Regions from separate parts of the Homo sapiens genome. Here region 2 is linked to region 1. A link is a contact called in ENCODE Hi-C or POLR2A ChIA-PET data. All regions are on one chromosome and are shown on one strand. The core of a region is the stretch at or near the end of the contact, and the rest is flanking DNA. Distances in the headings are between cores, read along the strand shown. Region 1 overlaps LOC105375199 (a long non-coding RNA gene). Region 2 overlaps LOC105375199 (a long non-coding RNA gene).

The links. Hi-C counts contacts between places; a loop is a spot of excess contacts on that map. ChIA-PET counts read pairs that join two places held with the same protein, here RNA polymerase II (POLR2A). Pooled maps may share reads with other maps.
Region 2: a loop to region 1 is called in a map of chondrocyte, with 2.4 times the contacts of the local background. The contact joins two enhancer-like sites. A Hi-C loop is called at or near these places in 4 of 168 maps with a recorded cell type or tissue (chondrocyte, endothelial cell of hepatic sinusoid, endothelial cell of umbilical vein and 1 more), 30 of 37 single-sample maps with no recorded cell type and 6 of 50 pooled maps. POLR2A ChIA-PET finds 5 or more read pairs at or near these places in 4 of 52 experiments (A673, B cell, H1 and 1 more).

What each region holds. Positions count from the first base shown.
Region 1 is chr7:25,966,904-25,971,144 of GRCh38, reverse strand. All of the region lies in intron 6 of LOC105375199 (a long non-coding RNA gene), which reads left to right. Among named protein-coding and RNA genes, the nearest start is that of MIR148A, 19 kb to the right of the region's middle. RefSeq lists enhancers at 2,148-2,587, 3,038-3,097. Within about 2 kb of position 2,529, at least 5 of the 41 ENCODE cell types and tissues checked have a DNase peak (open chromatin) inside an H3K27ac peak, as active enhancers do.
Region 2 is chr7:26,004,175-26,008,415 of GRCh38, reverse strand. All of the region lies in intron 6 of LOC105375199 (a long non-coding RNA gene), which reads left to right. Among named protein-coding and RNA genes, the nearest start is that of MIR148A, 56 kb to the right of the region's middle. Within about 2 kb of position 2,520, at least 3 of the 41 ENCODE cell types and tissues checked have a DNase peak (open chromatin) inside an H3K27ac peak, as active enhancers do.

The DNA of each region.
Region 1 (4,241 bases), core at 1,280-3,779:
CAGTTGGCTTACATTTTATTGGGCCTGGGTTGTAACTTTGTTCTTTTCTGCCAGGTCAGTTACCGCTCCTCTCTTGGCTACCCATCCACCGTCTCCTGTTTACTACTGTCTTCCCTGGAGCCTCTTTCTGCATGTGGAGTAGTAACTTTTTATTGTAGTCTTAGTGAGGTCTTAGGAGAGTGACTAGATGAACGTATGTGTTCAGTTTGCTGAGATTTTTACTTTTTGTTGTGGGTTGAATTGTATCCCTTCAAAATTCATATGCTGAAGTCCCACCCCCTAGTGCCTCAGAATGTGACCTTATTTGGAAAGAGGGATGTGGCAGATATAATCAGTTAAGATAAGGCCACACTGGAGGTGGGTGGACCCCCTAATCCAATGTGATTGGTATCCTTATAAAAAGAAGAAATCTGGACACGGACATGTGCACAGGGAGAATGCCATGTGAAGACTGGAATTATGCTATCACAAGCCAAAAGCAAGGAAAGAGGTTGGGAACAGATCCTTCCTTAGCTCATCCAGAAGGAACCAGCCCTTCCATAGCCTTGATCGTGGACTTTGGCCTCCAGAGCTAGGAGATAATTCATTTCTGTTGTTAAGCCACCCAGCCTCTGGCACTTTGTTACAGCAGTCCCAGGACACTTATGTGGGTTGAGCATCCCTTATTTGAAGTGCTTGGGGCCAGAAGTGTTTCGGATTTTAGGGTTTTTATTTTTTATTGTTTTGAATTTTGGAATATTTGCATATACATAATGAGATATGTTAGGAATATGACCCGAGCCTAAACATGATATTTATTTATGTTTAATATACACGTATGCACATAGCCTGAAGGTAATTTTATATAGTATTTTAAATAATTTCATGCATAAAACAAAGATTTGACTGCATTTTGACTGTGACCCATCACATGAGGTTAGGTGTGGAATTTTCCACTTGTGGCATTGTGTCAGCATTCAAAAAATGTCAGATTTTCAGACTAGGGATACTCGACCTGTACACACAAAAAAACCTTATTTTGATGTATGTATTCTTGCAGATCACCTCAAGTCTTTGGGAGAAGGTGCAGAATAAATAAATATAAATAACATTGAACCAACAGCAGTTTCTGAGTGTGGACTGAATTACCACAGGGTGTGCAAGGGGAGTGTGTCCACCGTTTTGTAGCTTAGCATGGTTTCTGGAACTTAGTTCATGTTCAACACATGTTAGTAGTAGTAGTAGCAGTAGTTGTTGTTATTAGTATTATTATTATAACTACATGAACCGGGCATTTTAAAATTTATTTCAATATTTAATTTAGAGAAGTACATGTATATATATTTTGGAGACAGAGTCTCACTGTATCTCGAGTCTGGAGTGCAGTGGCATGATCTCACTCAGCTCACTGCAACCTCCACCTCCCAGGTTCAAGCAATTCTCGTTCCTCAGCTACCCAAGTAGATGGGACTACACGCACCCACCACCACGCCTGGCTAATTTTTTTATTTTTAGTAGAGACAGGGTCTCACCATATTGGCCAGACTGGTCTCGAACTCCTGACCTCAAGTGATCTGCCCGCCTCAGCCTCCCAAAGTGTTAGGATTACAGGCGTGAGCCACTGTGCCCGGCCCTTGGCAAGGCTATGTTAAAACAAAGGATGTTATGGGTTACCTAATAACTTGACATAGTGTATTTTTTTGTTTTGTTTTGTTTTGTTTTTGTTTTTGTTTTTGTTTTGAGACTGAGTTTTACTCTTGTCGCCCAGGCTGGAGTGCAATGGTGTGATCTTGGCTCACTGCAACCTCTGCCTCCTGGGGCCAACCAATTCTCCTGCCTCAGCCTCCGAGTAGCTGGGATTACAGGTGTGCGCCACAACGGCCAGCTAATTTTTGTATTTTTAGTAGAGACGGGGTTACACCATATTGGCCAGGCTGGTCTCAAACTCCTGACCTCAGGTGATCCATCCGCCTTGGCTTCCCAGAGTGCTGGGATTACAGGCATGAACCACCGTGCCCAGCCCATAGTGGTAATTTCTTAATGCCTTTGTGGAACCAGCTCAGTGGTTGGGACACTTTTACAGGTGAGTGGGCTTTGAAGCATAAGGCTCTTCAGGGCAAGTCCCTTAGGAGCAGCCTTATAAAGACGTAAGGCAATGCTGACCTCTCTCGTGGCATGGGTCTCCCCTCTGGGCAGCAGCCCCTGCTGATGGCGGGGATAGTTCAGAAGGAATTTGGTGGCCGGGAACGTCCTCTGTGCTGAGCGCACCCTCTAGTCCTTTGCCATGCAGCTGTGGCGATTTGCGTAGCCTGTGCTATTTATAACTGCATATTTGCTCAGAAAGAACCATCTCATTTTCTGACTGCAGCTGCCCACACGGGTCTGGCCGCCGCTGGGGTTTTCCAGCAGGCCACCACGCCGCCACATCACTTGAGAGCATCTTCCGTGGGTTCTGCCTCGTTCTCCTGCCCTCATGACGTTCTGTGGTTTCACTTTGGCTCACTCATTCATCTCACAGCCATGCATTGAGCACCTACTATGGGCCAGACACTATCCAAGGCCCTCAGAAAACTGAGTGAGACACATGTGCTGCAAATCCCTCCCTCAAGTAGCTTGCAGGCTATGAGGAAGACTGATAGGCAATTTACTGTGCAGGTTCTTAGCCTTTGGTGTTAGTTTCTACCTTCTCTTCCTCTGTTTTCAAACCAGATCCTTGGCGGGAACCTGCCATGCCGCAAGCTTGTTTTTGTCTTTCCATTCACTGTCAAACTCTACCACGTGATTGCACCCACTCATTAAATGCCCTGCAGCCTGGCTTCCTGCCTAGATCACCAGTCACTCATACCGGCTACCCTCCCTTTACCCTCACGTTTCAGTTCTCTTTTGACTGTGAAGACCTAGTGTTGGACCCAGTGGAACACCTGTGTGTCTCCGCACGTGGCGCCCGCGCTGGCTAGCCTCACTCCTTTGCTCTGCTCCCTCTGACATGGGTTCTGTCACCTCCTCTTCCCTTGGGACCCAGGAGCCCTGACTTCAACCTGATCTTCCTTCTCTCCAGTTCCCAAACCCAGCCAGTCCCAGGCCGTCGTGTTCCCTCCCATCTCTGGAGGACTCATTTGGCAAGTGTCATGATTTACCTTGTGGTTTATCAAGGGGTACTGTTGATTGGTAGTTATTTTTGTCATCTCATAATTTGAGTTTTCATGCAGATTGTGAATGGTCCTTGTTCACAGAGCTAATAAGCAGTCCCTTCTGGCTGAATCTGCTGAGGACTGGCAATAGATATTTTCCCTTCTCTTTAGCTAGTTAGCTAGTGTGCCAGGCCTGGCCTGTGAGGCCATTCCTTCCCAGCTGTGCTGTGTAATGCAGGAGGCTGGCCCTTGTGGGCTATTTCTTAGGATCCGGTGTCAGCTGCTTTCTGGCTGGGTTTGGCCAATGGAAGGCACCAATGGGAACTGCATGGTGAGAAGAAGAGAGAAGCCACAATGTTTCTCCTTGCCCTTCCCTGTCTTGAATGGCATCTACAGCTCCAGCTCCTACCAATCAGGCCCCTGTGGTTCCAGCTTCTGCAGGGTGACCTGGCTTCTTCTGGCTTCTGGTAACACTGCTTCCTCCTTTGATCCTCCACTTTAGGGGCAGTATAGCTTCCTGTCCCTGCTCATCTCTGGGTTATGTCACCGTCTCCTAGTAACTGCTCAGCTTTGTTGTCTCCTGAGCAACCAAAATACTCAGAGTGGTTTCTGTTCCCTGGCTAGATTATGGCAGACATGGTTATTCCTGCCTTCTTCCCTTCCTTCCCTCTCTTCTTCCCTTGTTCCCTCCCTTTTTCCTTCCTTCCTTCCAATTAGTTATTTATTGCTGCATAACAAATTACTCTAAAACCTAGGCAATAAGCATTTAAGAGCTCACAGGTCCTGTAAGTAAGGAATCTGGGCACAGCCTAGCTGGGCACCTCTGGCTCAAGTTGTCTCATGCAGTCAAGCTGTTGGTAAGGGTTTTGGTCTTATCTGAAAGCATGACTTGTGAGGGGGCTTCATCCCCAAGATCACTTGCTTGGTGGTCCTCAGCCCCTTGCTATGTGGCCTCTCTGCAGGACACCCTTGTGATGTGGCAGCTAGCTTCCACCAAGGCAAGCGGTTATAGAAAGGGAGAAGGGGAGAGAAAGCCCGAGACAGAAACCACTGCCTTTTTATAGCCCAATCTTGGAAGTGGCATCTGATCTCTTTTTCTGTATTCTATTTGCTACAAGTGAAGTTAATAAT
Region 2 (4,241 bases), core at 1,271-3,770, 37 kb before region 1:
CCCACCCCGCCCCGATCTTGCCATCTTGTTTCCCAGTACCAGCTCCTTTTTTTTTTTTTTTTTTTTTTTTTGCTATGTTGCTCAGGCTGGAGTGCAGTGGCGCGATCTCGGCTCATTGCAGCCTCTGCCTTCCGGGTTCAAGCGATTCTCGTGCCTCAGCGTCCCGAGTAGCTGGGATTGTAGGTGCACACCACAATGCCTGGCTAATTTTTGTATTCTTTGTAGAGATGGGGTTTCACCATGTTGGTCAGGCTGGTCTCAAACTCCTGGCCTGAAGCATTTCACCCATCTCAGCCTCCCAAAGTGTTGGGATTACAGGCGCCTGCCACCACGCCCAGCTAATTTTTGTATTTTTAGTATAGACAGGGTTTTGCCATGTTGGCTAGGCTGGTCTCAAATTCTGGACCTCAGGTGATCTGCCCACCTCAGCCTCCCAAAGTGCTGGGATTACAGGTGTGAGCCACTGCGCCTGGCTGCTCTTACTTCTTGTGCCAACTCAACTCTGGAGTGGTCTTCCCCACTAATTTTCTGGTCCTTCCAAATTGAGCCCAAGTCACTGCTCCAGGTCCCTCCTCTCCTGCCTGGCTCCTACTGCTCCCTCCCATCTCTCCCTCCTCTGCAAGCTCATTGAGCTTATCTCTTGACTCACGCATTAGTGCTGTTGATTGGAAGCCAGCTGTACATTATTTTTGCCTCGCTCAAGGATCTCTGAGAAGGAACACTGGTCCTGCAATTGTTAGCCTTTGCTTTATCTTCATTCTTGTTTTTTCAGGTGCAGTGAGGCCTTGGGAAACAGCCTGCTTAGCCCAGAGGTAGAGGAGAGGGTTTCATCCATTCACTCATTCAGCAAATATTTATGGAGCACAAATGACATGCTTGGCATAGAGGCATATATCATTCCTTCCCAACGGGAGCTCTGTCTTCTTGAGATGACACTGCAATACACATGAAGTTCTAACTTGGCACTCTGTGTGAAAGGGAGTTGTATAGGAATGAGCATGGTTTTGGAGGGAGCCTCGCTGGCATTGAATGCTGGCTCAGCCACTAACTGGTTGTGTGACCTTGGATGGTTAGCTTAACCTCTTAGAAACTCAGTTTCCTCATCTGTAAAATTGAGTGATGGCCTGCTCTTCCCAGAGTTGTTATTTTCTATTGCTCTTGGGCACCCACTTGGCTGGGTAGCCTAAGGATGGGTGGGTGGAGGTGGAGGGGTCAGGTCCCTCAACTTGCCACTGATGGGATCTTACTTTCTTCAGGCCTTGAGATCTCAGTGTGAAATAGCTGTCTCTGGGATAGGTGCTCAGTTTTCCAGCCTCTTCCCTTGCCATCCTCTCCAAGCGGTGTCTAGGGCTGATGCAGTAGTTCTCAACCTACTACAGTGTTTGTCTTCAGGGGACATTTGGTGTCCCGAGGTGTTTTTGATGATCACTACTGAAGAGGGGAGGGGAGTGCTACTGGCATCTGGTGGGTAGGGGGCAGGGATACTGCTAAACATTCTACAATGTGTAGGCAGCCTCCATCAGTGAAGAATTATCTGGTCCAAACGTCAATAGTGCTGAGGTGACCACAGAGTAGTAGATCTCATGACAGGGATCTTATTGCTGCAGTCCATGGAGCTGGTGCAGCTTCTCTCCCGTTTACCTGGCTCTCCACCTTAGCTCTCCCTAGCAATGCAGACCTTTTTGAATTTCAGCTTTGACCTGTAACTGACCTGTCTGGTAGAGTTGCCTCACCCCTTATCACCTTATCTCCTGGACTCTCCACTCCCCTTTGCTCCATAGGAACCAGTGTTGGTGAGGGACACTTACTCAGGACTCTTCCCTACCTGACTTACACTGGGCTGCCACTTCCACCCCGCTGTGCCTACCCTGTACTGGCAGGGTGACGCCCAGGACTGGAGTCACCTCCTGCAGTTCCCAATGAAGAGCAGAGTATCAAGATCCCTCACCTTCCAGCCTTCCCCCAATCCAGCTGAAGCCCGGCTCCACCCCGTACCAGGATTCCCATCCAGAGGTGGATGAGGGGGCAGGATTCAGGGTCCAACTGTCTGCTGCCATCCATCAGCCCATCCTTCATCGGCTCCATCTTCTTCCTCTTGGACCCGAGAGGCTTGCTTTGACTTCCCATCCTGCCTGGCTCGTATTCTTGTCCATCCAGAATGGCATTTCTTCTCCCTCTTCCCTGGAGCTATGGAATGTGTGCAGGGAATGTGACTAGGGCGTGGGATGAAAAAACACACCACTCATAGTTTCCAAATATTATTCCTGTTACACAGTCTACGTGGCATATATTCTCCCAGGCTTCCTAGCACAGGCGAGACCATGAGACCGTGGAGTGCCTTCGGTGAGAATTATCATTTCTCTCACTCTGGGAACACAGCAAAGGAAGTGATAGAGAGATAGGATGGCAGCTTCTCAACATATGTCTGTGAATGTATCATTCCTCAGTTTCTCCAGGAAACTCTTTCTTCACTTCCCTGAGTTAGGGCGGTGCCCCTGATGACGTCACGTGGGCCTTTCCAAGACTTTGAGCAGCAGCAGGTCAGGTCAGCACCTGTGCACTGTTTGCCTGGTTTATCTTGTTTTCTATGGGAAAAGCTGCAGCTGTTAACTCTTAATAAAGAGTTAACAGCAGTCACCTCATGACAGAGGTTGAGACTTTGGCCATGTGTTTTATTTAATAACAGTGCTCTACTCTGCTTCTGCCAAGCTATCTTTGGGAAACGTGTCTCAAGCATTGTGCTAATCTTACTGTGAACTCTTGAAATCTTAAAATAAGAAAAGATATACACATATATATCTCTTAAGAAAACATTATTTCATTACACTATAATTTTTGATTTCAGTAATTATGATTTGGCAAATTTATTTTTATCTTGCAAGTGGCAAAATGCAATTAAATGATATCAAGTGTAAAAGAGAAATAATGACGTTTTCTTTCCATAAATCATTTGAAAAAACTGTAGGACTTTATATTCTTTTAATAGTTTTTGCAATTTAAGCCTCGTGTTTATACCACTTTATGAAGGTGATTTTTTTAAAAGCATAAGTTTGTTTTACTATAAATTATAATTCTGTAAACATCAGAAATGCAAACTTGTGGACTTCTGTTCATGTTTATATGTCAACATACTTAAGTGCCAGCAGAAGTTCTGTGATCAATAAGACACAATTTATATGCATTATTTTGAAGCGTCCTTGGCTGGAAATGTTGGTTGGCAATATCCAAATTATGGCTGAATATGAACGATGATAATCAATAAGAAGGGTAACATCAATATGGCTGTGGTGGCAAGCTCTGTTTCAGCAGGGGAAGTAAAGCAGCTATTGATTTGAATGAAGCAGATAAACCTAACCATAATTTTAAGTAGACTGGTGGGTCCAACTGAGAGTTTTATGATGCTAAAATTAACCCTTGTGTTGCTAGGGGCATGTAATTGCTGCTAGCAGTCTTGTGTGATTTTGTGTAAAGTTTGCCCCTACAGTAAATTTAGACCCAATGAAATAGCTGAAGTATTTTGTTTGCATTTGGAGTTAACAAATAAAATATACCAGACTTTTATTCTGATATCTAGTAATGTCAATCAAGAAGATAAACCAATGCAATTTATTAAATATCTTGAATTTAGGTTGCGTTTTAATCTTAGGTCAATGATTTCCATCTCTGACTGCTATTACCTGGAGAACTTGAAAAACAAAACTAAGCAGCAGACCCATTGAATCAGTCTCTCTGGGTCCTGGGCATGGGTATTTTAAAAAATAAACGATGATTTTGATATGCATCAGGGATTAGAACTTCTGACAAATAATCTTGTGAAGGAAAGCTTTAAGTAGTTCAACTAGTTTGCAATCCAATTAGTTTCTATTATAGTTTAATTTTAGCTGAAGTACAGGTAGTCTTTTTTATTTTTTTTTAAAAAAAGCAATCTGTGTAAGATCAAAGGCGGGTGTAACTTAGATATCCTCAGGGTGTCTGTGGCATTCACAACAATGGGTGAGCCTCATGATGGTCACCTGGAAATATTTCAGTTGATCAATCCATCAAGATGGTGAGGATCTGTGTTCTCAGTGAGCCCTTTCCTCCTCATGAGGTTGGAGTCGCTTCTGAGGGATTCCCTGAAAGAGCTAAAAGACTGTGAGTATAAGGTATTAAAAAAAAAAAAAAGAAAGAAAGAAAAAAGAAAAGACTGTGAGTATAAGGTATTAAAAAAAAAAAAAAGAAAGAAAGAAAAAAGAAAAGAC